2 separate regions of the Homo sapiens genome follow, and region 1 is linked to region 2. A link is an interaction called in ENCODE POLR2A ChIA-PET data of the cell type or tissue named here. Cell type or tissue: OCI-LY7. All regions are shown on one strand. Links, peaks and the distances in the headings refer to the core of each region. The heading gives the core; the rest is flanking DNA.

The links. Peaks named below come from ENCODE experiments on the same cell type or tissue, not always from the same donor. Only the 100,000 strongest peaks of a DNase experiment are listed, where the experiment ranks them.
Region 1: POLR2A ChIA-PET joins it to region 2 with 13 read pairs; 6 of 35 experiments call an interaction of 5 or more read pairs at or near these places.

Annotation. Positions count from the first base shown.
Region 1 is chr6:99,536,109-99,550,880 of GRCh38, forward strand. It overlaps CCNC (cyclin C), which reads right to left. Exons shown (of 12, transcript NM_005190.4): 8 at 14,110-14,201; 9 at 13,400-13,467; 10 at 10,287-10,366; 11 at 9,004-9,122; 12 at 6,279-7,501. The coding sequence ends at 7,447. It also overlaps the pseudogene TSTD3. Among named protein-coding and RNA genes, the nearest start is that of CCNC, 25 kb to the right of the region's middle. In OCI-LY7, for the core only: no CTCF peak of the experiment used is centred there; no DNase peak of the experiment used is centred there.
Region 2 is chr6:99,477,118-99,493,837 of GRCh38, forward strand. USP45 (ubiquitin specific peptidase 45) reads right to left here. Exons shown (of 18, transcript NM_001346022.3): 6 at 11,564-11,703; 7 at 11,083-11,178; 8 at 5,636-5,766. Among named protein-coding and RNA genes, the nearest start is that of USP45, 30 kb to the right of the region's middle. RefSeq lists a silencer at 8,068-8,207. In OCI-LY7, for the core only: no CTCF peak of the experiment used is centred there; DNase peaks (open chromatin) are centred at 7,624 and 8,135; H3K4me3 peaks cover 910 bases; H3K27ac peaks cover 1,233 bases.

The sequences.
Region 1 (14,772 bases), core at 5,843-8,342, 58 kb after region 2:
AGGCACCCGCCACCATGCCTAGATAATTTTTTTTGTATTTTTAGTAGAGACAGGGTTTCACCGTGTTAGCCAGGATAGTCACGATCTCCTGACCTTGTGATCTACCCACCTCAGCCTCCCAAAGTGCTGGGATTACAGGCGTGAGCCACCACACCCAGCCTTTTTTTTTTTTTTTTTTTTTTTTGAGATAGGGTCTCGCTCTTTCTCCCAGGGTGGAGTGCAGTGGTGCTATCTCCGCTCACTGCAACCTCTGCTTCTGGACAAATTATACTTTTTAAACTGCACTGACTTATACAACAGTCTTTTTTTTTTTTTTTTTAAGACAGGGTCTCACTCTGTCTCCTGGCTGGAGTGCAGTGGCATGATCACAGCTCACTGCAGCTTGACTTCCTGGGAAGCTCACCTGAGTAGCTAGGACAACAGGCACATACCACCACAGCCAGCTAATTTTTCTATTTTTTGTAGAAGTGGGGTTTCACCATGTTTCCCAGGCTGGTCTCAAACTCCTGGGTTCAAGTAATCACCCTGCCTTGGCCTCCCAAAGTGTTGGGACTACAGGCGTGAGCCACAGCACCTGGCCTTATGCCAACAAAACTCTTATGAGTAAAACCATTATTAAGGTCTGTAGTATCAGAGACCTCAAAATGTGAATATACAGCATATGATTTACTACATCATTTAATAAATGTCTGTTTATTTCAGTAATGGGAGAATATCACTTTTACTTTGATAATATAAGGGTAGATCAAAAGTTTCAGATATGTATGAGAAAAGCCAGATTATATTTTTAAATGCTATATGTACTCTACATCTCTTTCATAATGGAATAGGAGAAAGATGTCCTGAAAAAACTGGCAACAGTGGATAGCCTCAGAGTTCTAAATTAATCAAAATATCTCAGGTTTCTTTCATTCACATAATCTTTCTTCTGTGCTTATGATCTCAGTGGGGTTTCTTGGATTCTGAGATAATGTGCCCCTTTGCTATCTAGAATGTGTATGCCATAGAAATACTGGATAGAGGTAGGATCAGCAGCTAATCTATGAGAAATTTTGTATGATTAGACACAAAAAATTGAATGCTTATCCTACCGTCCAGTAAAAAATATTTTTCGGTGTCCCCAAAAATAGCAATTTATTAATGGAAAAATATAATTTTATCACTACCACTTTTTAATGCTACAAGTTTCTCCAGGAGCAAAGGATAAGAAGAAAAAGAGAAATTTTAATAAGTTATTATTATTATTATTTTTGAGACAGTCTCGCTCTCTTGCCCAGGCTGGAGTGCAGTGGCTCCATCTCAGCTCACTGCAACCTCCGCCTCCCGGGTTCAAACAGTTCTCCTGCCTCAGCCTCCCAAGTAGCTGGGAATACAGGTGCACACTGCCACAACTGGTTAATTTTTTTTTTTTTTTTGAGGTGAAGTTTCATTCTTGTTGCCCAGGCTGGAGTGCAATGGCGCGATCTCAGCTCACCACAACCTCCGCCTCCCGGGTTCAAGCAGTTCTCCTGACTCAGCCTCCTGAGTAGCTGGGATTACAGGCACCTGCCACCACGCCTGGCTAATTTTGTATTTTTAGTAGAGATGGGGTTTCTCCATGTTGGCCAGGCTGGTCTCAAACTCCTGACCTCAGGTGATCTGCCCACCTCGGCCTCCCAAAGTGCTGGGATTACAGGTGTGAGCCACCGCGCCTGGCCACACCTGGCTAATTTTTTGTATTTTAGTAGAGATAGGGTTTCACTGTGTTGCCCAGGCTGTTCTCGAACTCCTGAGCTCAGGCAGTCCGCCCGCCTCGGCCTCCCAAAGTGCTGGGATTATAGGCGTGAGCCACCACACCCGGCCAATAAGGTATTATAATGGCAGAATGTGGTTGAAGTGAATCCAAATAAGGATAATAATAGTTCCTACTTCACAGTAAAGTTTTGAAGATTAAATCAGATAACATGTCAAATATTTAATACTTTGCTGCTATTCTTACTGTGTGAATATGTACAATATGATACCTGTTTGTAGGCAGCTGATATTTTGTGTTACTGTTTGCATTAATTTAACATTAATGGGTAAAGATGGCAGGTGAAAACTCCTAAACATCTGGGGGCCGAAATGGCAGTGGACTCCTTACTGAAAACAAGGAGATAAAGTGAAACTCTGCATACTGAACAATGAGCTAGCTTCTTGCCTTATTTCGTCTCTGAGAACTGACAGCTCAGCTCCTACTACCTGAGATAGATTTCTCTCCAGAAAAACTGACCCATCCTGAAGAAAAACCTTTAAAAAACAATGCTGGGGGTGTGAGGCTGAGGAAAATGTTTTGCTGTTCCCTTACCTATAATGAAGCTCACCACTGAAAAGTCCTACCCATGTACACAGAGATGTTCCAGATAGCTTTCTCTGTGTCTCTCAAATATGAAGGATCCTGAGATAATTACGGCCAAGCTTCTAACTTGAAAGACTATGACCAAACCAAACAGCAAAAAGGAACTTAAAGGAAATACAGGTTTAATAGCCCTTATCTGAAACAGCTGGGACCAGAAGTGTCTCAAATTTTGAAATATCTGCCTATATATAATGAGATAGCTTGGGGATGGGACCCAAGTCTAAACAAAATTCATTTATATTTCATGTACACTTAATACAAATAGCCTGGAGTTAATTTTATACAGTATTTTGAAATAATTGTGTGCATGAAACAAAGTTTTGACCCATCTCATAAAATCAGATAGGGAATTTTCTACTTGTGGCATCATGTTGGCACTCAAGTTTCGGATTTTGGAGCATTTTGGATTTTAGATTTTCAGATTATGGATGCTCAACCTGTAGTGTTAATGCAGGGAACAAAGAAAATTTTAAAACAACCAAAAAACCTAAGTTAATATCCTTAGAATTTTGAGAAGCCATTGCACTCTCCAGAACAAGGTACTACTTAAAAGACTTGGATTACCAGCTAAGTACAGTGGCTTATGCCTGTAATCCCAGGGCTTTGGGAGGTCGAGGTAGGAGGATCACTTGAGGCCAGGAGTTTGAGACCAGCCTGGAAAACACAGTGAGACCTCTATTTCCACAAAAAATTTAAAAATTAGCTGTGCACCCATAGTCCTAGCTATTCAGGACACTGAAGTGGAGGATTGCTTGAACTCAGGAGTTCAAGGTTACAGTGTGCTGTGATCGTGCCACTGCACTACAACCTGGGTGAGAGAGGGAGACCTTATCTATCGTGAAAGAAAAAGACTTGGATTCCCCATATCTCTTAAATGCAAGAGAAAACAAAGGGAAGTCCCAATATGATCAATTCTGTTATGACAACTGTGTTATTTGGACAGTAGTCAGTCCTGACTGAGGGCCGTAGAACTCGAAGAAGTCTCCCTGTGATTTGGAGAATAAAAAATGACAAACGATTCTGATGATCAATTAATAGAAGATACAAATGAAGTTGAACAAATTACAACCAAGGCAATTACTACTTCCAGAGATACAAAAATATTATAAAAGAAAGAAAATGTAATCATGGTATGCTATAGAAGACAATATTATCTATGTACATTTATATATTCGATATGAATTTAAAAAAATTATACAATTAAGTGATGATAGGAGTAGAAGTCCCAGTGTAAGATCAGGTTGGGGAAGGAGAATAGGGGGAGAAGTATGAAAAGCAAAATCCTCATCTTCCATAGCAGAGAGTTAGATAATATTTATAATTAAAAAGAAAAAATGAGGGGATTGTAAGCAGAGGAGGCAATATGCTAATATATTTGGAGATTAGATGCCCAGGTTTTAAAAAATGCTTTATTTATTTTTTAATAAACAGATACAGAGTCTCGCTTTGTTGCCCAGGCTGGTCTCGAATGCCTGGCCTCAATCCTCTTGCCTCAGCCTCCCAAAGTGCTGGGATTATAGGCGTGAGCCACCACGTCTGATCAAATGCCCAGATACTAAGAATTAGAATCTAATCCAAGCTCTGTCACTTAGTTAATCTGTGACTGGGTAAATTACTTAATATTTCTGCTCCAGAGTTTCATCATTTTTAAAATGATCATTCTAAGAATTTACTTCATAAATGCAGAGAGCTTAGAACATAATTGGCACATTTTTAATAAGTGTTCAAATAAATGTTATAATTAAAACCTTGTCACTTGGAAATGAAGTAAACAGCAGAGAAGTGACTAAAAGTTGAAAGTGGCTGCCTCTGGAGAATGGGAATGAGAGGTAGGGAGAACAGGACAGGGGTCTAACATTTTCTCTATAATGTCTTACAGCAACACTGTCCAATAGAATTTTTTTTTTTTTTTTTTGAGACAGAGTCTCATTCCATTATCCAGGCTGCCCAGGCTAGAGTGCAGTGGCATGATCTCAGCTCACCACAGCCTCTGCCTCCCAGGTTCAAGCAATTCTCCTGCCTCAGCCTCCTGAGTAGCTGGGATTACAGGCACCTGCCACCAAGCCTGGCTAATTTTTTTTATTTTTTAGTAGAGATGGGGGTTCACCATGTTGGCCAGGCTGATCTTGAACTCCTGACCTGAGGTGATCCACCTGCCTCGGCCTCCCAAAGTGCTGGGATTGCAGGCGTGAGCCACTGCACCTGGCCCAATATAATTTTAATGCAAACCATTACATGATTTTAAATCTTACACTTAAAAAATTTAAAAAGAAAGTGAAATTAATTTTAATGTTTTATTTAATCCTATGTATCCAAAATATTTAAAATATGTAATCATTATAAACAAATTAGAGATTTTATATTATTTTGTTTTGTACTATTTGAAACCCAACATATATTTTTACATTTACAGCACATCTCAATTCACACTAGCCACGTTTTAAGTGTTCAATAACCACATGTGGCTAGTAGCTATCATACTGGACAACTATGGTAATATTGGATTTTTAAAAACAATACATATCATCAATGGCTGCTATTAAATCATAGAGAAACCCAGCCACTTTATGTCTCCTGATTAAAGACCACTACTTAATTTGTACAGTGGTCTACTAAAAAAAAAAAAAAGACAGAAAAAAAGGAAGCAAGCAAACAAGCAAGCCTGAATCTGATCAAGCCTGTAGATTCAATTACCAATTTACAGAAAATATAGAGGAGAAAATAACACATTAAATGGCATGTCAAGGATGCAATCAGCAAAATCCAGATGGTGAGAGACTCTTAGTAGACAAGCAAACCAAAAACAGGAATTTTAAAAATGTGACTGGGAAGGAATTCATGAATTTAAAAAGACATGGCTGGGTGCAGTGGCGCACGCCCGTAATCTCAGCACTTTGGGAGCCTGAAGTGGACAGATCACTTAGGTCAGGAGTTCCTGACCAGCCTGGCTAACATGGCGAAGCCCTGTCTCTAATAAAAATACAAAAAATTAGCCAGGCGTGGTGGCATGCACCTGTAGACACAGCTACTCTGGAGGCTGAGGCTGGAGAATCACTCGAACCCAGGAGGCAGAGGTTGCAGTGAACAAGATTGCGCCACTGCACTCCTGCCTGGGCGACAGAGTGAGACTCCATCTAAAAAAAAAAAAAGAAAATAAAATAATAACAAGACAAAAGACTTGTCAATAAATTGTAATATGTGATCCTTATTTAGATCCTGACTAGAACTCTAACAATTTTTATACTTGTGAAATAACTGAAAATCTGATATTATTTTTACTAATTCTTTTTGAGGCACAATAATACTTTTAGTTTTTTTAAAGAGCTATTATTTCTTAGGAATATATGCTGAAATATTTATGGATAAAATTATATGATATCTAGGATTTGCTTCAAAATAAGATGGGGGATGGCAACTTACGGAAAGTGGGTGGGAGTTTAGATGAAATGAAATTGGCCATAAATTGATAACTACTGAAGCTAGATGATAGGTACATGGAGGTTCCTTACTTTACTCCTGTATATGTTGTTTTAAATCTTCCACAATAAGAGACTGAAAACAAAACTATGAGGCATGGTATTAATTTTAAAAATAAACACTTAAAGACTATAGGTCTTACCTAAGCCCAACATTAATTCCTTCAGACCTGAGGAGAGCTTTTTTTCTTATTAAGCCCAGGAAACCTATATATGTCATCAGTCTGACTTTACACAGTCTCGCTTTCCAGCTCATTTGATACGCTCCATCAGAAATAAATTTTCTATTTAAAATCTGTTTGTAATGATTTGAAATTACCCCCTTGACAACCTATAAAAGGCTTTAACACTTAACTAAAGGAAGAAGAATTCTCAAAAAACAACATCAGGCAAATTCAAAAAGATAAATTCAAGACACTAGTCGATACAGCTGGAGAAGTTACTTTTATTCTTGCAGTTTTATACTAGGAAGTCAACATTTAATAAGCCATCATCCACAATTGATTAAAAATGTTTAATCCTTAAATTGTGCATCAATATCCTATGACTCCAAATTTTATTTATCACTCTCCTTCAAGTCTGAAGAAAATGATTAATTTGCTAAGTTCCACAGACAGTACAGTCCCACTGACATAACATTTAGTATGATGTCCTACTCTCATATTAGAATTAAGGACAGCCAGTATCAAACTGGCCTGAAACCTGATTGTGTTCCTGGTTCAGAATACCTGTAGTAAATCTGTAAATCCACACCAAGACACAACATTAAACTAGGGTGTGTATATCTTATAAAAACCTTTTCACAGTAAAAATCAACATTAAAATTTTACCAAATTCCAACATTATGGTTTTTGAATCCAATTAAGCTTTCAAAATGCCTGATTAGCTGTGAATTAATTATAAATAACTTCATGTAGTTTGCCCAGCATTTCAAAATGGTTATGGACTATCATGTTTAAAATGTCAAAGTATGCTATACATATTGCACTTTTCTGCTAGGCTGGGCTAGTATCTTCCATGGCAAGATCCTCAAACTACTGAATAAAATACACTTTTAAATCAATATAGGTACTTGATTAATTTCCCTGAAATTATCAACATCATTACCAAAATCTTCCAGGATTTTGTAAGATTTGATTCCTTAAATACAGTTTTAAAGTTAAACTTATGGAGGGAAAAAAACCCTCATAGATTGACTGTAAATTTTACGTCCTTTTTTGGTCCCTCAATGACCAAAGAGAATTTTAAACAAATTATGCTTCATGTTTCCTGGCTTAATAAAAAGCTACAATTTTTATTATCCAAATTAAGAAATATTATACTAATCAAAAGCTATTAATTTTGAAATGTCTATGTATGTCTGTCTGTAGGTCCCCTTAGAACCTTTCCAAACATTTATAATCAAGAGATTTTAATCAATTATGTACTAGAATCATATTAAAGAAAAACTTATTTTGCAAAAATAAAATCACTTTCCAATATGCTTGACAGAAACAAGCTATTCATTTTCATTTGTGTTCCACTGAAGACATTACTGAAATCTGTCCAATGGTTTATTTCCAAGTGGTCCACTATGGAATTCTTCGGAATGTTTTAAGATTGGCTGTAGCTAGAGTTCTGACTTCCATTTGGACCCTGCTCTCCTTCACTGTTCAAATGGGGAAGAAAGAGATTTTATACCAATTAAAAGATCCATTTTTACACCCTGATAAGCCTACTGACTTTTAAATTCATTATTCTGTGGCACAACTATACAAAACAAAGACATTCCTCATTATAAGACACGTGAAAAATTAAAATCCAGAAGACTAACAAACATTGGTTTTATGTTTTTATTCTTATATAACTTTGTGCCCTCACATATAACAAGCATTCTGGAAGTTAGTGTCCATATATACTCAAAAACTTTAAATTAGGGTATGGGATTTCATTGTTATTACAGGTATCACTCAACATAGAGATTACAGCTTCTTCTAAACAAATTTCCTATAAAATTAAATCTTACATATAAAATCCTATTCCTACTATTTATGAAAAACAAGAAGTGTTCTTCAAAAAAAAAAAAAAACCAAAACTGTTGTCCAAAGGCATAATAAAATCATATATAAATACAGCAAACCTTTATAAGTCAGCAAGAAATATGGTAATTTCCTGGAAAATGCTGAATACTTAAAATAAAAATGCTGAATACTTAAAAATAACTAAAACTGAAAATACCAGTAACTTTGGCAATAGGATTATTGCCTTATCTTGTCCACCATCATCTTGCAGCTTCAGGCCCTGCCACTAGTGGAGAATCACTCAGGGAATTTCTGCAAAAAATGCATCCAAAGGTAGCTGTTTGAATGACTGCCTTAAACAGCTCCTTGAATAAAGTATTAACTTTTTCCAAATTGTAACATTAACTTATGAGTAGCAATCCATAAATCTATCTTGTTATATAACAATCATTTTTCTAAAGAAACAATTAAGATGGATGGCATTTCTTTATTTCCCTTCTGACTTTTTCTCCCTGCCCCAAATGAACTGATACACAGTGAGGGCTGAGAACCACTGAACTAAATGAACACATCTTACTTAAAACACACACATACACCCCAATAACAACAAAAAAAACCCTCTTAGCACAGGTGATTCATTTTTAGCAAAAATATATTCTTATGTGCCATGGACCTTAGGGTCACTTAAAAACCAAAATTCTTTATCTTTACAATATCAGATCATTCATTGAAATTTTTGAAAATTGCTACTGAAATTTATAAAACAGGACAATAGCCAGCAGTGAAAAAAAAAAAAAAAAAAGATGGCACAGAATCAAACTGACATGAAACTACTATAGTTCTGAATTCTGCCCTGAATTTCAGATGAACTTACCTAATTCTGTCAGCTTTAAATTTATGGTATATGACCATATGTTGAGAGATACCTGTAATATACCTCCACTGCATTAGGAAAAGTTACTAATCAGATTAGTGATTTTTTTAAATGAGACATTCTCAATCAAATCACAAATTTAAAAAATAAAATTAACATGGATCATGAAGTTTTGGAAGAAATGTTTTAAAAACTACAAAACAACATAATCTAAGAAAAATATAGTAAGTATGATATATGATTAAATGACATCAATAATTAAAGTCTACAAAGTACCTGTTTGGAGGTGGTTTTGGTTTTGGCATCTTACTAAGAATGGTTGCCATCTCTTTTCTCTCATCGAAATTCTTCCACTGCTCATATAGTTTTAAAATAACCCTGATTATTTCCAAAATCTAGAAGAAAATATTTGAAAAGTTCTCAGTGGCAAAAACAAGCAACATTTTTTATATAAAGAGCATACATCACTACACAACCCTCAGAAAACAGTAAATAGTCTCTGTCCTTAAATCCTGATAAATTTGAAAGCAGTATTTTTCACCACAGTGCTGTTTAGGATTTTCCTTCTAGCATCTCATTTTTCAGCATGTGTGCATTGTCCATTCTTATCTATCTCTGCAGCTGATTTCCTTCCATCTGATGGTATCTTTTAAACTGAAACATACTAAGAATAAAGGTTCTAATCATGAGGGAATATACCACTATAGAGCACACTCCTCTAGTATAAATTATTTTAAACAACTTAATCGGGGGTAGTGCACAAAAGATGTTTTGATTCTCTGTTACTACACATACATTAAGGTGCTCAAAAACTGGCAGCTACAAATTTGAAACAACTAGTTAACAAATTAGCTATTTTTTTCCCACCTGAGTAGAACCTAACCTTAGGATTAATTTTAATGCATTTAACACTTGAGCAGAAAAGCTAGAAACACAGCAAAAGCCATTCTGCCAGGAGATAGGCTATGTTACAGAAGTTCACAGTAGTATTCAGTGGTTACCAGGGAGCTTTTAAAATAATCCTGGGAATGAGAGGCTACTTTGCAACCAATTAAACCAAAAGTTTACCATTCTGTTTAATCCTAAACTGAAAAGAGATACATAACTTAAATAATCAGCATTAACTCTTCCTACCAAACTTTTTTTTTTTTTAAACGGAGTCTCGCTCTGTTGCCCAGGCTCGCGTGCAGTGGCACGATCTTGGCTCACTGCAACCTCTGCCTCCCAGGTTCAAGCAATTCTGTCTCAGCCTCCCGAGTAGCTGGGAGTACAGGTGCATGCCACCACACCCAGCTAATTTTTGTATTTTCAGTAGAGACGGGGTTTCACCATATTGGTCAGGCTGGTCTTGAACTCCTGACCTCAGGTGATCCGCCCACCTAGGCCTCCCAAAGTGCTGGGATTACAGACACAAACCACCATGCCCAGCCCATGTTTCTTAATATTTTGTAACCAATAATCTTCTTAGCCTGGTGGACATCACAAGATTTTAGGCTCATGATAAGTAAATATGACATTAATTTTTAAACATCCAAGTTTACATACAACTAAGGGAATACCTTTTCCATATCCACAGAAAGCTCAGCAAACCATTGCCTGGCATCTTTCTGCTGTACAACACAGGCTACATGTAGGCAAGCTGAAATGAAAATGAGAGACAACTGTCCATGTTTAACTGCAAACACAGAATATATGATCTAACAAAGATTTTTCACTATTTCCTGTGTATTTTCCAACACTCTTTAAAAAACATTAAACAGCTACATATGAGAGTTACCACTGACCATCTCATCAATGTAATCCGAGACAGAAAAAATTACTAGATTACATCAAGTTCTTGACATCTGGTCCTCACTGCGTGCTAGTCATGGTGCAGTTGCCTTGAGAGTCAGGCACGTTAAAGAGGAAAAACATCCAATGAGGAGAGCAGAAAAGGGAAGTTATCCCTGAGTAGTGTACAAAGTAGCCGTTAAACTGCACCCAGAAGTCAGTGTGACAAAACAAAACAAACAAAAATGTTAATTAATATACTAGGTTTTAACAATGTTGACTGTGTTTCCACATTTCAGTTAAAAGCAGTGTTGCCTGGCCTTTTTTCTTCCTTTTCATTATTAGCACATGATCAAGTTATGTGAAAGCTGGGCACATCCTTACAGAATTCAGTGTTGTAATCAAATAAAGGTTAGAAAATAAATGTAATATACTGTATACAATATTAGTTATATATGTTATATACAATATAAACTAACAAAAGAGAGGAATCTACATCATAATTTTGCCTAAAACAATTTCTACTGAGCAGCCTGTATACCCTTAACCCACTCCAGCTTAAGTTATACTCCGTGGTCTGGTTATCCATGTCTTTGCTAAGGATGACATTCTAGGCAAATAGCAACTCAAATGTGAACTGACACACTGGTTGCCCTAAGTCAAGCAAAGCTATGAGTAGGGCTTAGGTCAAGAAGAGGTTAAAAAAAACCAAATGACTGACATGATAAAAACAGGAAATTAAAATACAGTGGACAATGCTATTAACATGGGCATGCATAGAGTACACTGAAGATTGAGGAAGCATCCTAAACCCAGACTGAGGTGATGCTGAAAGGGTGGGGGAGGGTCACTGAAGAGCTGATATCTAAGCCAAGTCTTACAAAAAAAAAAAATGAGAGTGGGAGAAGAGAATAGTATGTATATCAATTGGGAGACGAATTTGGCTAGCTCCGGGTTTCTCAATCTTGGCACTACTGACATCTTAGGTTGAACAATTCTTTGACACTGTCTTGAATACTACAAGATGCTTGGCAGCATCCCTGGCTTCTACCCACTAGATGCTAGTAGCACCCTACCCTAGTTATGACAACTAAAACCAAACATTGCCAAATGTCCCCTCGGGGCAAAATTATCCCCAGGTGAAACCACTAGCCTAGCTCAACAGTTTGGAAGATAGACAGGCTCTCTGAGGATGGGAGTGCTGGAGGCTAATAAGCCAGTTAGGAGACTGCTGTGGTAACATGGATAGAAATGAGAAGATGACTATGAGATTACAGAAGGAACAATCGAGAGGAAGGCACAAAATGTACTGGTAAACAACTACATGTGGGTATTGAGGGAGATGAAAGGGCCTAACTGCTGGGTTTCCAACTAAGGTATATAACTAGTGCTATTCACCAAACTGGCAAAGACATTAAAAGGAGGAACATATTTTGGGGCAAAGTGATAAGCTCAATCCTCATCATGAGTCTGAGGTGCTGGTGGGATGCCAAGCGGAGCTATGTAAAAGGAAGATGGATATAAAGAACTGCCAAGTGGCAAGATCTTGGCTAAATAAAGAGATTTAAATGTTTCGGCATGTAAGTGATAGTAGAAGCCATGAATCTCAGTTAAAGTACCCAAGAAGAAGACAGCAGGGATGGCAAAGATGTGACACATGTTCTGTTATCCCTTCCTTCCTACCTATGCAGATCCCAGTATTCCTACCCACTGGGTAGGACACCACTCAAAATCCTTTCAAATCCAGTCCTTTCAGGGAACTGCCAGTAATACAGAAGTGTAAGTATAACCTATTTGTCAGCCCTGATGTAAGAAGGCCAAGAAACATCAACATTTAAGGAATAATTGAACAACTGAACAAAGACAAACCAATGGAAAATAAGAGGGGAAAATCAAGAGGATGGAGTTATAAAAATCAATAGAAGGGGCTGGGGTGCAGTGGCTCACGCCTGTAATCCCAGCACTCTGAGAGGCCAAGGAGGGTGGATCACCTGAGGTCAGGAGTTCAAGACCAGCCTGGCCAACATGGCGAAACCCTGTCTCTACTAAAAATACAAAAATTAGCCAGGTATGGTGGTGGACACCTATAATCCTCCTGTAGGCAGGAGAATCGCTTGAACCCAGGAGGCAGAGGTTGCAGTGAGCCAAGATCACACCACTGCACTCCAGCCTGGGAGACAGAGTGAGACTCCATCTCAAAAAAAAAAAAAAAAAAAAATCAATAGAAGGAAAAGGAACAAAAATTAACAAGTGCCCAATATATAACAGGCATTATTTGGTGCTCTACAACCTATCTCATTTAATTCTTCAAACGGCTCAGTGGAATTATTAGTATTCTCTCCATTTTACAATTAAGGAAACAAACACGGAAAGGTCAGATAATTTTCCCACAATTGTAAAGGAGGTAAAGTTTAAGCCTAGGACTATCTGACTCCACCCATTACAGCACTGCTTTCCACAGACTGTAGAATGAATGTACTTAACGTCTTCCTCCAGCCAAGCATTATGGACCACAGATGCTCCTTTACTCAACCTCTGAGTATTTGTTTGGGCTCAGGATATGAAAGCCCCAATTATTTTACATGCTACAACTAATATTAGCTGGCTTAATTCTGAACTTTTCCCTCTAAACAAACAAATATGTTCTATTCAGACACCGATTAAAACTATTTTGAATGGTTTCAAAAAAAAAAAAAAAAAACTTACCAAAAAGGGGGTGGGGGAATAATAATCCTGATTTATGACAGTTGCAGTTCATATTATTGAAAGCTCACATGCAAGGATTAGTCTATTACTTCATGGAACATAAAAACATAAAGTACAATAGGGTGAAATTTAGTTTAGGATGACCTAAATAAGTTTATAACAATTTAACTCATAAAGGCACACCATGCTTACATACCTAAAGCTATCATGAAAGGAGGATACAGTAGGCAAAGATCCGTTCTGTAGGTATCATTCACTATCCTCCTATAGAAATGTAAATCATATTATTACTGAAAGCAGAACTACCTCATCTGATTGTATATTTCCTCCAGAGAGGGCCAGATTTCCCATCTTTGCACACATTTATTTCCTTTTATACTACTGAAGCACAGCTATAAAAGTGAAAACATCAAGGCAAAAGGATGGATACATGAATGTGACAACAAATAAGCACATATCAATGAATAAAATTACAGCTAAATATATTTTAAATTTCAAAATCTCATAACAAATTATAAACACATTTTTCTAATTTTTTAAAAATCAGAAAAATCAAATTAAAAAACCAGAAATTATACAGTAAATTTATATGTATGTTGCAGACTACCAAAAAGTATTCTGATTACTTTAAAGATAACTTCAGTCTTAATTTTTATGTTAACAGTCTGTGTTTTGTATAAAATTAAATTTTAATAGGTATATTTATGGAACAGATAATTTAGGATTGTTTTCATTTTGGCATTTACACCACTATAGTTATTAAAATTCAACAAGTGGTATTTTGCTCAACATAAAATATCTTGGGGCAATAGTTTAATGACTTTAAAAATACTTAACTTCATATTTAATTGTCAACCTTCCTATCTAATAACATGTTACACTATTAATAACTTCTGTTCTAATTACCATGCAAGGGGAAGCAACATGTCTTCTTGGCCCATGTCCTGCACATACTGGAGCAAAGGTCTATAAGGATGATACACTATCAAGCAACAATCCTAGAAACAGTTTAAAAAATGTGTATGTATAAAAAACAGATTTATTACAACACAAAAATGTTATCATTACCCAACTGATTTGTAATTGTGTATTTCAAAGTGAATTTCACTAACTCATGCTTGCTTCCCTTTTATTCTCTTAAGCTAGCAGTATGACAGCCCTAAACTCTACCGTAATAGTGAAGGCAGTGCTCTCTCTGGAATATACCTTGATAAATCGGTTGGCAGTCAGTCAGCATCCATTCATTCCCTTAGAGACTCAAAGTGTCACATCTGCAACACACTGAAACCTCTTATTAGCCTATAAATTCATAATTCCCAACTGGAGGAGCAGAATTCTGCCAAAGACATAATCTATCTTTAAATAACACTGCACGCACACACAAATTGTGCACATAATTTATGGTGGTTTAATGTCCTGACTTGTCTGTTTGTAATCCTTTCATTATAGTTACTTACTATAGAACAGAAAAATTTTCCCATCCTAAGTAGGATATACAAATTATTTTACAGGCTTCAGAGAGACTCTAGGTGCTAATATAAATAGGCTACCATGATTTCACCATCACAT
Region 2 (16,720 bases), core at 6,927-9,426:
ACATTTACAACTATTTATGATATTTACAACATATCTCATGTGATATACAAAACAGCACTGTTCAGGAATTTATAATTAATATAAGTTCTACTTTATGCTTGAGAAAATCGAAGAACAAGCTAAGTGCCACTAACATAACTACAGGTCTTTTGACAGAGTGCAGTACTTAATTATTTTTAATTATTATCTCATTTTTATTTTTGTGAGATGGAGTTTCACTCTGTCACCTAGGCTGGAGTGCAGTGGCACAATCTCAGCTCACTGCAACCTCCGCCTCCTGGGTTCAAGCAATTCTCCTGCCTCAGCCTCCTGAGTGGCTGGGACTACAGTTGCTGGCCACACCTGCCATCGTGCCCGGCTAATTTTTGTATTTTTAGTAGAGGTGGGGTTTCTCCATGTTGGTCAGGCTGGTCTCGAACTCCTGACCTCAAATGATCCACCCACCTCAGCCTCTCAAAGTGCTGGAATTACAGGCATGAGCCATCACGCCCGGCCAAGTGCAGTACTTTCAGCATTATTCTTCATTATCTCAGGATAAATATTAATCCTAATAATACAAAGAAAGTGAGTCCCTGACTGCTAAAACATTAACCGGTCATCAATCCAGCCTGTAAGAGGAAACACCACTCCAGACATTCTTGCTAACTAGCAGCACATAGCAACATGCTGACAATACTTTATTACCTTGATGGGCTTCCCTACCTGCACTTGGTGGACAGAACCCACCTCCTAGATTAGAGATGAGGACAGAAACCAAGATGGACACATATTCTAATCCTATTTGGACCTCCACAGCTGGCATCAGGAGAGGCAGAAACTGCAGAACCCTATACTTATGCTGTATACTCCAAGGAAGGCCAGTGAAGTAGCAGATGACTAGAGGAGGGAACAGGAGAATCCCTCAGAGATCTTCACTAGCCAAGTGGTAGGTAGGAGGAGGGGGCAGTTTATGGCTTTCAAAGCAGACACACAAGGAGGAAATCATTCCTGAACAAAGAGAAACTGCCTCCACCATGTCTCTGCCTATAGCTCCTTCTCAACCAATGCAAAAACTATTTACTGCCTTCTAAACCACTGAAGAAAATTTAATAAACTTAGATTTGTTTTTTTTTTTTTTTTTTTTTTTTAACCTAGGAATGGGCAAAAAAAAATCATAGGATGATTTCTAGACTCTATGATGGAGCCTATCTGAGCTACCCATATCAAGAGAGACTTTCAAACCTATTAAAGGATTAAAAGATAAAAATCACCAAACATATGAAAATATTCAGCCTATTCAAAATAAGGGGAACCCTAAGGATTCCCAGGAAATGTACTTTAGTAAAAGTATTGCCATGAGAAAGAGGAGAGGACTTTTAAAAACCTCAAGGCATGAGAGAAAAATATATGTACAAGCATAAATTAGGAGACTGTCAAGAAAAAGAAATTTAATCCACTTCTATGTTCATCACAGTGCTATTCACAATAGCAAAGACATGGAATCAACCTAGGTGCCCATATATGGTGGATTGGATAAAGAAAATGTGGTCCATATACACCATGGAATACTACACAGCCATAAAAAAGAACAAAATCATATCCTTTGCAGCAAGCAACATGGAAGCAGCTGAAAGCCATCACCCTAAGTGAACTAATGCAGAAGCAGAAAACCAAATAAAACAAACAAAAACCACAAAGTTGAAGACCTTGCTCCCAAATAAGGCTCATCACAAGTGGTCAAAGTGTGTGATAATCACCACTATAACAGAAACTTCAAGAGACTGGTTCATGTACACACAATATGAATAAACCACAAATTATGCCAAGTGAAGGAAGTCAGATAAAAAAAGAGTACACCCTGTATGATTCCATTTCTATAGAATTCCCCAAAATGCAAACTAATCTATTGCAACAACAAAAAAAAAAACAGGTAAGGGGTATACCACCCAGGGATGGAGTTTAGGGGAGAGGTTCTAGAGAAAGGGATTATAAAGGGGCCCAACAAAACTTTGGGGGGTGATGGATACATTCATTACATTGAATGAATGTATGTATATATACATATATACACACACACACACACACACACATACACAAAGTGTATAGATATGTCAAAACTTATCCAATAGTATATTTTATTTTTTAGAGAGACAGGGGTGACAGGAGTGCAATGACATTAACAGCTCACTGAACACTCAAAACTCCTAGGCTCAAGTGATCCTCCTACCTCAGCCTCTAGAGTAGCTGGGACTACAGGTGTGCACCATCACACCTCTGGCTAATTTTTTTTTCATAGAGTCTCCCTATGTTGTCCTGGCTAGTCTCAAACTCCTGGCCTCAGGCAGTTCTCCCACCTTGGCTCCCAAACTGCTGGGATTACAGGCATGAGCCACTGTGTCTGGCCCCAGTAGTACACTTTAAATATGTACAATTTATTTTATGTCACATATACCTTACTAAAGCTAGCCAGAATATCCACCAATACAATTTACTATTCCAACAGACAAAAAAAAAAAAAAAAAAGATTATTTGGATACAGAAAAAGCATTTTTAAAAAATCCATTTCTTAATAAGAACTCTCAGAAAAAAGAAAAACTAAGAATAATTGGGAATTTCCTCAACCTGATAAAAGGCATGTATGAAAACTCTATAGTTATTATCACACTTACGTGTGAAAGACTGCATGCTCTCCCTTTAATATCAGGAATAAGGCAAGATGCCTATTTCACCATTCTAACATTGTATTGGTGGTCCTTTTTCATTTTTTTTCCAAGAAGAGTCCTATTGCAATATGTATTGGTTGTCCCTGACAGTGATATAAAATGAGAAAAAGATATAAAATGATACAGATTGGAAAGAAAGAAAACAATCTTCATTTGCCAATGACATTGTCTACATAGGAAATACCAACGAATCAACATAAAGCTAAGAGAACTAGTAAAGCAAGTTGGGTAGGGTAGCAAGAAACAAGGTCAACATACAAAAATCAACTGTATTTCTGTATATTAACAATGAACAATTGGAAATTGAATTCTTTAAAAAGAGTACCATTTACAATAAATAGCATAAAAACATGAAATTCTTAAGATAAATCTAACAAAATATGTGCGGGATTTGTATGCTGAAAACTATACACCCTTGATGAGAAAAATCAAAGACCTAGAAAACTGGTAAGATATCATACATGAAAAGATTCAACATTGTTAAGATGTTGATTCTCCCCAAATTGATCTACACATTCAAAACAATCCCAACTGACAATCTGATTCTATAATTTACATAAAAAAGCAAAGGACCGGCCAGGCGCAGTGGCTCACGCCTGTAACCCTGGCACTTTGGGAGGCCAAGGTGGGCAGATCACCTGAGGTTGGGAGTTCAAGACCAGCCTGACCAACATGGAGAAACCCCATCTCTAGTAAAAATACAAAATTAGCCGGGTGTGGTAGCGGGCGCCTGTAATCCCAGGCTGAGGCAGGAGAATTGCTTGAACCCAGGAGGTGGAGGCTGTGGTAAGCCAAAATCATACCATTGCACTCCAGCCTGGGCAACAAGAGCGAAACTCCGTCTCAAAAAAAAAAAAGAGGACCTAGAATAGTTTGAAAAGGATGACCAAAATTTGAGAACTTATGCTACTCAATTGCAAGACTTACTATGAAGCTACAGTAATCAAGACAGTGTAGGCTTTGGGGTAAAGACAAGACATGTAGATCAATGAAACAGAATATAGTTCAGAAATAAACCCAAACACATGTGGCTTAAATCTTTACTTGATTTTAAAAAAATATATTTGTCTAATGTATACTTCTTTTAAAAGTAAACGCCATAAAACAAACAAAAAAAAGGCAATTTAAAACTTTTCAGCCAAGCATGGATGACGCTCATGCCTGTAATCCCAGCTACTTGGGAGGTTGAGCAGGGAGGCATGCTTGAGCCCAGGAATTCGACTATGATTGGGCCACTGCACTTGAGCCTGGGCACAGAGCGAGACCCTGTCTCCTAAAAAATACAAAAAATACATAAAAATCTTCAAATAATGTTTGATCTAGTTATTCTAAGAATTTATCCTACAGATGTACTTCCGCAAGTACAGTGTATTCATACAAAACTGAGTAAGTTATACACACATGTGCTAACATGGAAAGATGTATAAAATATATCAAGCAAGTTGCAAAAAATTTGCATATGTCTGTGTATGTATGATCACTTTTGGAAAGAATCAGATAATAGTTACTTCTGAGGAGTAAAGATAGAGAGGAGTTTGAATTTTTATCTATGAGTGCCCATTATTTTAATAGTAATTTTTAAAATGTTAATAAACCTTTATAACCAGGAAGAAAACTATACAAAACAAGTTATTTCTGGCAAAGTCAGAAACAAATTTCTAAAGCATACAATGACCTAGTAACTTTTTTTGTTTTAATTTCAACTTTTATTTTAGATTCAAGGGGTACATGTGCAGGTTTGTTATCTGGGTATATTGTGTGATGCAAAGGTCCGGAGTACGAATGATCCCGTCACTCAGGTACTAAGCATAGTACCGAATAGTTAGTTTTTCAACCCTTCCTCCCTCAATCTCTCCCACCTCTAGTAATCCCCACTCTCTACTGTTGCCATCTTTATGTCCATGAGTACCCAATGTTTAGCTTCCACTTATGAGAACATGTGGTATCTGGTTTTCTGTTCCTGCATTAATTCACTTAGAATAATGGCCTCCAGCTGCATCCATGTTGTCGCAAAGAATATGATTTCATTCTTTATTATGGCTGTGCTAAAAACTTTTTAACTCTGTGAGACACTCATGCCTCTGAGAATTTTGCAGGTTTTTTTGGTCCTCAGGCTTTGAAGAAACATCATTTGCCAACCAAATGAAACATACACTAAGCCCTCTATTTTGGACTATATTTAAAATATCATGGCATTCATTACTAGTTTTAATTAAAATGAGATTTTAAAGTCTATAGATATACAAAAACACAAGCTCATATTCAAATAATTTTCCTTCTACATATTTTAGTAATTGTGGACTGGACTAGCTTGTGAGTTCCATGAGGACAGGGTGCATTTGTGACGCAATATATGTTGTGTACCCCTGAATTGTAGCAAGTACCTCATAAAAAGCAAGCTCTCAATTTTTTATATAAATGAATACATGAATGCATTAAAGTCAAGTCAGATCCTTTATGTGTTTATTTCCAGGCACATAAGGATTTGGTTTTTAAACATACTGTAATACCTTGAGAAATTCACTTAAACTCTATTTGCCTCACAGCTCATCTTTTAAAATAAGAAAGCTAGATTAGATGTTATCTTACGGTACTTTCTAGATTTTACAACTCTATGGTTTTCTCACTTTATGGTATTACAACATAGGCATCCAAGTCAGGACAGATCTCCATTTGATTCTCAGCTTTTCACTCAGACTAGGTGAGCCATTTAATTTCTGTGTCTCCATTTCCTTATATATGAGGATAAGCTGCTTCTTCTGAGGACTGAGATATAATTTTCATAAAGCATAGAGCTGTAACAAATTTTAGTTCTCTTCATAGTCAGGGCAATAAGAGCAAAGTTACAGTAAAAACGACTATTCATGTTAAATGATGAATACATTAGTATTTTGTAACTCATAATTATTTATATTAAATGTAGATGCACCCACTTCTGACAAAGCTGATTAAAAAGAACTTTAGGAGAAAGTGGTCCTTTTTCAGTCTCCTTCATGCTGTGAAGAAACAGGAACAAGGCTGAGGTCAGTGGTCCAGGCCTTGAAAGTTCCACCACCAATGGGTCCTTTAAAAACATGATCAACTCTATGTCAGAAATGTACAATTTAAAAATAACATATTAAAAATCTGTGAGTTACACTCTGCTTAAATAACACCAACTAAATTGCCTCAATTGTATTAAGAAACTTTATTATTTCATAAATAAAATATATAAAAATGGAAAACAGAATACCTGCCTTGAAAAACACAGGTATTTTCATATCCTCTGCCCTTTGCTTAATAAAACTATTAGATCAAATGATATCACCAATCTTTAGTTGCTTGTCACTGTCCTTTAATGCACTCTCCTATAAATAAAATCACTAATCTACTTAATGTTTGTACCACTCCACGAATAATCATACATTATTTGCTAGTAAATAATGTATGATTATTTGTGTATAATGTAGGATTATACACCTTTCTTTTCCCCAAATATTTTACTAGTAAAGTAATAATGTGGAATCATGTAACAAAATCAGCATAACATCTCCCTCTTTTAAAGGGGAGAGACATAAAGCTTGACAAAAGCAGCTAACATTGGGTGAAGGATTAACCCATTTAATTCTAGAATTTTTTTCCCCTCGAAATCTGGTTTCTAAAGTACTATCCCCACCAATAACACTTTCTCCTAAAGGACAAGGAATAGAAAGCAGATCCCAAATATAAACTTGGGACATTAAAGAATGTTATCTTCCGGCCGGGCGCGGTGGCTCACGCCTGTAATCCCAGCACTTTGGGAGGCCGAGGCGGGTGGATCATGAGGTCAGGAGATCGAGACCATCCTGGCTAACAAGGTGAAACCCTGTCTCTACTAAAAATACAAAAAATTAGCCAGGCGCGGTGGCGGGCGCCTGTAGTCCCAGCTACTCGGGAGGCTGAGGCAGGAGAATGGCGTGAACCCGGGAAGTGGAGCTTGCAGTGAGCCGAGATTGCGCCACTGCAGTCCGCAGTCCGGCCTGGGCGACAGAGCGAGACTCCGTCTCAAAAAAAAAAAAAAAAAAAGAATGTTATCTTCCAAGATAACTATTGAATATATTGTCCTATTCCTATATTCATGAAATAACTGTTACATATGTATTTTATAACAACTATCCTTAAAAATCCACTATAATCACAGAAAGGACAGGCTATAATTTTCCATAGTTTTTTTTTTTTTTTTTTTTTAAAGAGACAGGGTTGCCCAGGCTGGTCTTGAACTCCTAAGGCTCAAGCAATCCTCCCGCCTCAGCCTCCCAAGTAGCTGGGATCGCAGGCATGAGCCACCACACCCAGTCAAAATTACAGAGGACTCAAGACAGACTTTTGTGTTTTTTCTTTTTTTTTTTTTAGACGAAGTCTCACTCTGTCACCCAGGCTGGAGTGCAGTGGTGCGGTCAGCTCACTGTAACTTCAAACTCTTGGACCCAAGTGATCCTCCTGCTTCCACCTCCTGAGCAGCTGGGACTACAGATGAATGCCAGCATATCCAGTTGATTTTTAAAATTTTTGTAGAGACGGGGGTAGAGGGGGGGTCTCACTTTGTTGCCCAGGCTGGTCTTAAACTCCTGGCTTCAAGTGATCCTCCCACTCCGGCCTCCCAAAGTGCTAGGGGATTACAGGAATGAGCCATGGTGCTCGGCCTTCCATAGCTTTTGAATGTCAAAAGTGCTTTTCTGGGCTGGATGCCATGACTCACATCTGTAACCTCCACACTTTGGGAGGCCAAGGTGGAAGGATCACTTGAGCCCAGAGTGGAAGGCCCGCTTGGGCAACATAGGGAGACTCCGTCTCTGCAAAAAAAATTTAAAAATTAGCCAAGTGTAGTGGCACGTGCCTGCAGTCCGAGCTACTCAGGAGGCTGAAGTGGGAGGATCCCTTAAGCCCAGGCTGCAATGAGCCATGATGGCACCACTGCACCCCAGTGTGAGTGACAGAATGAGACTGTCTCCAAAAAAAAAAAAAAAAGTGTTTTCTCTTCTGCTGTAAACTTAAAACTGCTCTAAAAAATAAAGTCTATTTTTTTTTAAAGTGTTTTCTGCCATGTTAACTGAAAGTTACCTCAAGGGTCAAAAGTAAAATCTAAGGTAATTTTAAACTTCAAGTACCAAGTTGCACTTCCCTTTTCTCAATGAAAATATTTTTTAGACAGAATAAAAAACCTTCAGAATGAGATGAGGAAATAACCTTAGTTTTAAAAAGTACATTTAGACCTGGCGCAGTGGCTCACGCCTGTAATCCTAGCATTTTGGGAGGCCGAGGCAGGTGGATCACTTGAGGTCAGGAGTTTGAGACCAGCCTGGCTAACATGGCAAAACCCTGTCTCCACTAAAAATACAAAAAAAAAAAAAAAAAAAATTAGCTGGGTGTGGTGGCACGCATCTACAGTCCCAGCTATTCAGGAAGCTGAGGCAAGAGAACTGCTTGAACCTACGAGGCAGAGGTTGCAGTGAGCCGAGATCGTGCCACTGCATTCCAGACTGGGTGACAGAGCAAGACTCCATCTCAAAAAATAAATAAAATAAAAATAAAAAATACACTTAAACTTTGAAAACAAAAGTTTGCTGAAAACGCAAGAAGGATGAATTTCACACATAATGTTGACAGAAAGAAGCCAAATGCAAAATAATGTATATAGTAAGATTCCATTTATATGCAGTATTAAAACAGGCAAAACTAATCTATCCTGTTAGAAACCAGGTTAGTGGTTACTCATGTGGGTTAGGGAAGTAGTGAATGTGGGGGGGAGTTGAAGGGGCCTTCCAGATGCTGGTAATGTTACTTGAGCAAGGTGTTAGTTACACAAGTGTGTTAGCTGTGAAAATTCATCAAGTTATACACTCATAATATACATTTTAAAGAATATTTTCATTAAATAAAAAGTTTTCCACACACACTGTTGATATGCGCATAAATATTAAATTGAATCCAGCAGCATATAAGCATATCATAACTGGGGTTTGTAACAAGAATACAGGATAGGTTTAACACTTGAAAAAGGAATCAGTGTAATTCACCACATTAACAGAATAAAGAAGAAAAACCATATGATCATCTCAATAGATGTGGGAAAAGCATTTGACAAAATTCAACATCCATTCCGATAAAACTTTCAGAAAACTAGCAATAGAAAGGAATGTCCTCAAGCTTACAAAGAACACCTCTGAAAATCGTACCTTCGTATGTAATAATGGGAGAAGGCTGAATGTTTGTTCCCCTAATTTTGGGATTAAGGCAAGGCTGACTGCTCCCATCATCTCTATTCAACATGTTACTGGAGCTCTGAGCCAGCACAATAAGGTAAAAAAATAAAAATAAAAAAATAAACGGTATATAGACAAAAGACAAAGATAAACTGGTGATTCAAAGGGCAGTAACCAACTCAAAGAACAGTGCCACAGCTCAGGTCAACTTTATGCCCTAAAAACCTAAGATATAAGATTCAAAATTACCCTGTTAGAATGATACAAACCTAAAGTTATTAACTACAGTATCTAATTGCCATATAGTAATCCTGAAACACAGCTCTGCATGTCAAATATTTAAACTCAACATCCAATCGCATTTAACAGGAAATCACATTTAACAGGTCTTTTTAAATGACTAGGCAATAACTTCCCTTTAGTAGTTTTAAGGATCTCACTACACTTTATTTAGAATAGGGCATTGGAATCTATCATTAAATTTTTAAGGGGCTGAACAAATGTTTACAGGCTGCTTTTCGACTATATATACATATATATATGGTAAACATTTACATGTAAATATATATATAAAAAGGAGGTTATTATATATATATAACAGTATGTTATATATATAATAATACTGTCTTTCAAAGATATATATATAAAACAATACTGTCTTTCAAAAGTGCCTACTGGGAAAAACAATCTAAGATTACTAAGCATGTTTAGAGGGCTAAGCATTTTTAGAACTCTTTAATTGTTTTCAAAAGTCAGATCATGAGCTATACATATACTCTGACTTACACACTTACACACACACACAAACACACACACACAGGCTGATCAATTTCTCACTAAAATTATCCTTACTAGTATCAACACCTCCCAGCCAAAGTCCATCAGAAACACACCTATCGTTGAACTAGGTGGGTTTATTACTTGTGGCAGTGAGGGAGATCACGCAGCATGGGGAACCACAGGGTGTCCTAGTAAGAGAGTGCTGTAAAGAACCTACCCAGGATTTAGGCTCTGGTTGAATAACCTGAAGGTGGGTTTCAGGAAGCAGAGGTTTACTCTAGAGTGAATGCCCTCAGAAAGCGAGGCTAATTCTATCATGGGACATCTCAATAAATCTTACATATTGTGGCAGTTGGTGGGGGAGACTAAAATGAGGATAAATCTCTAACTAGTAAAGTAGCATTCCTTCATTTCTCATTTTGGCTGAAGGAGGGTGTTTCAGATTTTCTAAATGGCAAAGTGATCTTGTTTTAGACAAAATCATGAAGTGGACTTGCTTTGTCTTATTTCATCGTAGTCTCAGAGAAACCTACTATCAGATTGTTATTCTGTGGGATTATCTGAATAACATGGCCTAACTGTTGGTGCCAGGCCAGCTTCTGAATATCAGGGGCTGCTCTTTTTTTCATCTTTCTCACTAGCTTAAAAATCTATCATCAGGCTAGGCTTCAAAAAACCTTTAGATGTGGCCGGGCGTGGTGGCTCACGCCTGTAATCCCAGCACTTTGGGAGGCCGAGGCGGGTGGATCACGAGGTCAGGAGATCAAGACCATCCTGGCTAACATGGTGAAACCCCGTCTCTACTAAAAATACAAAAAAAAAAAAAAAAAAAAAAAGTTAGCCGGGCGCCTATAGTCCCAGCTACTCAGGAGGCTGAGGTAGGAGAATGGCATAAACCCGGGAGGCGGAGCTTGCAGTGAGCTGAGATCGCGCCACTGCACTCCAGCCTGCACTCCAGCGACAGAGCGAGACCCCGTCTCAAAAAAAAAACCTTTAGATGCTCACTATTAAAATTTCATCTTTCTTTAAAGAACAAAAATGCTAAATTTAAACAAATGTCACCAGAAACTACAAAATAGGGGTTATAGGCATTTTGCTCAATAGAAGTCACACCTCTTTTGTTTCTTCCAGTATGTTTATTTTAAAGCTGCCTTGATATCTTTTTATTATTTGATCCATGGCATATTGGAACCATAACATACCTTAAAGTTATGATTTTAGAAATTTTAAATCTGATTATTTTCACAGAATGCTTTTAAATTATTTTTAAGCCCCCTGGCTACTATCTTAGTTGACTGATCTGCGAATTAGGAAAAGAGATTTTGGTAACATCAGTGGCTCATCTGAAAGCAGCTATTATTCAAACAGTTATTACTCACCAGCTGAGAGTCTGAGGAAGGAAAAATCTTGAGTTTTGTACTACTTTCTTTGATCTCATTCATCAGATCAGTAAGAGTATAAGTCTGTGCCAAGTTCTAAAAGAAAACAAAATTAAAGTCTTCAGATTCAGTTAAAATATGCCTCTGATTTTATGGAATACACTCTCAAATTTCATCTAGCATAGCAAAAGTGTCTATTTCAAAAAATATTAAGATTTAGTTGAGTACATTTTACATTTAGTAAAGGTCACTATTACCGATAGAGCCATGGTAAAATACACAGAAGACCTTTCAGAAGCCCTGTGTGAAAATAAGGTACATGTATACATATGGTGATGGCCCAAGATAGCGTAAACAAAAGGAAAACAGAGAAATTTCTAGAGGAACATTTAGCAGTCATTTGACAGTCTACAGGTGAGCCAATGACTACATAAATTAAGAGAATCTTTTACATATTACAAAGCTTTCTGATGACTCTTACCTGCATGACTGCATTAAAAAAGCAAGTATTTCCTAAATTTGTAATTCCTCTTACAGATAAATTTCTGCATTTTCCTCCCTTCTGTATTTCATCTGTTTCACATTTTTCTTCACAAAGTTTCATGATTCTAGAAAATGCACCTACAAGTTAGAGAAAAAATAACTGACACAAGATGTAAAGATAAATATGTCACTTAACATAATTTATATACATTATTTAAAATTAAATTTAAATAAGATTATCTCCCTGAATCAGTGTTCCTGAAGGGGAAGAATATAAACACAACTATCTTTGGTTTTATATTTTATTGCTAGAGGAATTAATTTAAACTTTAGTATACAGATCTGCACCTCACACTATATTACAGAATAAATTGCAGATGAATTAAAAAACTAAATGTAAAAGAACAGTCGAGAACAAGTAGAAAAGGTCTAACTTCTAAATACCATTACCCATGAAAAGAAATAAGGACGTCTAGGGGAAAAGGCTGATTCTTAACCCAGGGTAGCAAAGATGCAAAATGAACCCATAACATTTTGCCATGCCAGAGAGTAAGGAAGTGCTCAAAATGTGTGATTGGGAATAAGTCAAAATACACAGGGATTTTGACCAGCTCGTTCAATTCAGATAATTTGATCATAAAAATAAGTAAGGGTAGTATAATAGATTATTATTCACAGAATGAATCTGAATTGGTAACAGATTTTTTAAATGAGAAAAAGTAGGGAAGAGACTTCCTTATAAGAGAATGCCAGCTAATAGAAGAAATGACAGAATTAGGAAAATCACCATCCTATAGTGGCAATTTTTGTATTATTCTTGCAACATTTCTGTGAATTTGAAAATGTTCATATTAAAAGTTTTTTAAAAATAAACAGAACCACACTGTAATACAAAAAGTAAAATACCTAAGTATATGACACATAAGTGCATGTTTTGTGCTTACAGATTTGTATAATTAATGCAGATTTGAAAATTATATTAGGCTGGCCACGGTGCCTCAGGCCTGTAATCCTAGCACTTTGGGAGGCTGAAGCAGGTGGATCACTTGAGGTCAGGAGTTCAAGACCAGCCTGGCCAAGATGGTGAAAGCCCGTCTCTACTAAAAATACAAAAATTAGCTGGGCGTGGTGGTGCGTGCAAGCCTGTAGTCCCAACTACTCAGGAGGTTGAGGCATGAGAATCACTTGAACCTGAGAGGCAGAGGTTGCAGTGAGCTGAGATCATGCCACTGCACTCCAGTCTGGGTGACAGAGTGAGACTCTGTCTCAAAAGAAAAAAAGAAAATTATATTATCAGTTCATGTTTACTAATATGAAAACAAAGAACAATTCCTAACATTTACTGACATGGTTGACTACATGTATTTAGCAGATTACTCTCTGAATCAAAATTATGATAATTTGAAGTTTGATAAGAAATTCCCAAGTTCTGAAATGCTTTAGTTTTAACTAGATGTTCTTTTAAATTCCTTTCAGCCCTCAGATTTTTTCTTTTTTAAAAAACAGTGTCTCACTTTGTAGCCCAGGCTGAAGTGCAGTGGTGCAATCTCAGCTCACTGCAACCTCCGCCTCCCAGGTTCAAGTGATTCTCGTGTCTCAGCCTCCTAAGAAGCTGAGATTACAGGCACCTACTACCACACCCAGCTAATTTTTGTATTTTTTTTCTTTTTTTTTTTTAGTAGAGAAGAGGTTTCACCATGTTGGCCAGGCTGGTCTCAAACTCCTGACCTCAAGTGATCCACCCACCTCGGGCTCCCAAAGTGCTGGAATTACAGGTGTGAGCCACCGTAGCCAGCCAGCCCTTAGATTTTATAGTTCTTTACAATTACATGTTTTTTTCACCTAATACTGACATGCTGCCTTGCATTACTAATTAACTTATAAATATTTGGCTGATTGATGGAAATAGGGGAACATCTCTTACTCTTGCTCTTCCTGCCAAAGGGGTACAGCACTGGGGGGACTGTTCATAATAAAAATTCGAAACACATAAAAATCTGCAAGATTAAACAGCAGAACTAGTGGGTTAGCTTCTTACGTCTCTGACAAGTTCTTAAGAGGAAATAAATTATGACACCTGCCCCACTTCTGTAAACAACATTAAAGGAGATGAACCCGAGTGGGAGTGGCCCTGTTCTAAGGAGCAGGAAGTGCTGGGATTACAGGTGTGAGCCACCGCGCCCAGCAGAAGATGTTTCTTTCATTAAGCAAACCTATTTCATGGAAAAAAGTTTTCTTTAAGTTCTAACAACTTTTATCCTGTGCTACAATAGTTTTTATAAACGCTATTAACTGGTTTCCCCCTATTCCTGTTTTTTTTATTCTTTAAATGTTATTGGTTGTTATTGGAATGTGTTCAGATATTAAGGAGCTATTTTTAACTCCCAACTCCAGAATCCTGAGGTAAAGCAGAAAAGAACTAGCAAGATAGGTCTCTTTTCCTGTCCTCCAAATATTATAATAAATAATAAACCCCACACTAGAGCTTGGGGGCAAAGGCCAGCACAATCAATGAAGTGGGTCACTGAAGTACAAACACCAGGCATGGAAAAAAGAAAAGGGGGAAGAGGCCAGGTAGTTTTCAAATGAATATAAAAGCAAATGAAAAAAGCCAGTCAGTACTTAAGAAGCACTACACAAACAAGAGGAACCCTGATATGGATGCTGGCTGGGTTTACAGACAGAACAGTCTGCTTCTTGTTTATATCTGAGACTGTAAATAGAACCTAGAATAGGATGGGTTCAGACTCTCATTATTGCTGTTGCCAAAAGGTGGTTTCATAGTGATTTTTGAGAGATTTAAGATGAGAGAGAAATTAAATCCAAGCATTACTCAATTTTTTCAGGCTGTTAACTCTGATTTTACATTTATAAAACTCAGTCTCCAACAGGTTAAGTGATATGCCCAAGGTCACAATGATAATCTTCTGATTATAAATTCATTGTCATTTTACCACCTAAATTCTCTTCAGTGATTTATGTACAATGAGAAGAATTATAAAAGACAGTAGGTCAAGATTCTTACAGATTTGGGTATATGCAACCCTAAACAAATATGACTCCTCAAAAATATCTTTTTTTTTTTGGCTTCTTCCAAAACATGAAGCAGACTTAACATTCTTAATAAATGTTGCCACAATATTTTTTAGCTTATTAACATGAAAACAGAATGGCTGGAAGAAATAACCTATAGATAATAACTATATATGTTTTATATACTTATGAAATATATATACACGACGCCTATTGGGCCTGTTTTAAAAAACATTAAAAAATACATATATACACAGACACATTATTCACTTGGGAAAATACTCCTAGAAATAAATTATATTTTAATCTTGCAAAGACACATAACATTTTAAAAACCATAATATGCAAATGTATCTGTGTGCCACATTTATCCAACAGTTTTCAAAACATCTGGGATGGCATCCCAAAGTAAACAATGTTCATAAGACCATCTGGACAAAACTGCAGGCAAAATAAAGCATAAACATATGGAAAAACAGATTTTCCCCCTCCCTTCAGCAGTAAGGGACGACAAATGTCAAACCAAGATATATCCACGCTTCACTGTGTGATGCTTTTCAGCACCACCTGGCTCTCCATGCATAGCCACCAAATATGGACAGCACTGCCAGAAAGAACATACCCACAGGGCAGTGGCAATAAAAAGAGTTTATTTCATGGTTAAATAGCCACTTCACACAAGTGGCCAAGGGTCTGTTTGTTGACTTTTACATGTAAGTCTGTGAGAAAATATTAAAAATTAACTACGCTATCAAACAGATAATTTAACTAGAAAATAGAATTTTTTTTTTTTTTTGAGATAGAGTCTTGCTCTGTCTCCCAGGCTGGAGTGCAGTGGTGTGATCTCAGCTCCACTGCAACCTCCGCCTCCCAGGTACAAGTGATTCTCGTGCCTCAGTCTCCTAAGTAGTTGGGATTACAGGCATGCGCCACCATGCCTAACTTTTTGTATTTTTAGTAGAGATGGGGTTTCATCAAGTTGGCCAGGCTGGTCTCAAACTCCTGACCTCAAGTGATCTGCACGCCTTGGCCTCCCAAAGCACTGGGATTATAGGAGTGAGGCCCCGCACTTGGCCAGAATAACATTTCTAAGAGCTATTTAAGTGTTTTACTTAAAATAAAAGTGTAAGTCTTAAATTTTACTAAGGAGTACATTTACAAAATGTAACAATTTAAATTGATTTATCAATGCCCTTTGTGTATCAGGCACTATATGAACCACTATAACTGTTTACACCTAATTTCTTATTTATGACTGGAGTATAAAGAATTGATACATAGTAAACTAGTAAACAGCAGAGACCTTAGGCCTTAATTTTTTTTTTTTCTTTGAGACGGAGTCTCATTCTGTTGCCCAGGCTGGAGTGCAGTGGCACGATCTTGGCACTGCAACCTCCGCTCCCTGGGTTCAAGCAATTCTTCTGTCTCAGCCTCCCGAGTAACTGGGATTACAGGCACATGCCACCACACCTGGCTAATTTTATATTTTTAGTAGAGATGGGGTTTCACCACGTTGGCCAGGCTGGTCTTGAACTCCTGACTTCAGGTGATCCACCCTCCTTGGCCTCCCAAAGTGCTGGGATTACAAACATGAGCCACCACACTCGGCCAAGCCTTAAATTTATGATAACTGTAATATCTCAGGAAAACGTTTAGACACTAAATATACTTGTTGTGCATGTGTTTACTAAGAAGCTGTCAACTGAGAGTTTACAATTCTAGTTTAAAACAGGGATGTCTGAATCAGTCTCAATTACTTGACATTCATGCAGGTATGTATGTATGTATGTATGTATTTTGAGACGGAGTTTTGCTCTTGTCGCCCAGGCTGGAGTGCAATGGCACAATCTCGGCTCACTGCAACCTCCACCTCCTGGGTTCAAATGATTCTCCTGTCTCAGCCTCCTGAGGAGCTGGGATTACAGGCGTCCACCACTATGTCCAGCTAATTTTTGGTGTTTTTAGTAGAGATGGGGTTTCACCATGTTGTCCAGGCTGGTCTCGAACTCCTGACCTCAGGTGATCCACCTGCCTGGACCTCCCAAAGTGCTGGGATTACAGGCACGAGCCACTGCGCCTGGCCTGTATGTTTTAATAAAAAGCAGCTTATAGCTTCTACTGA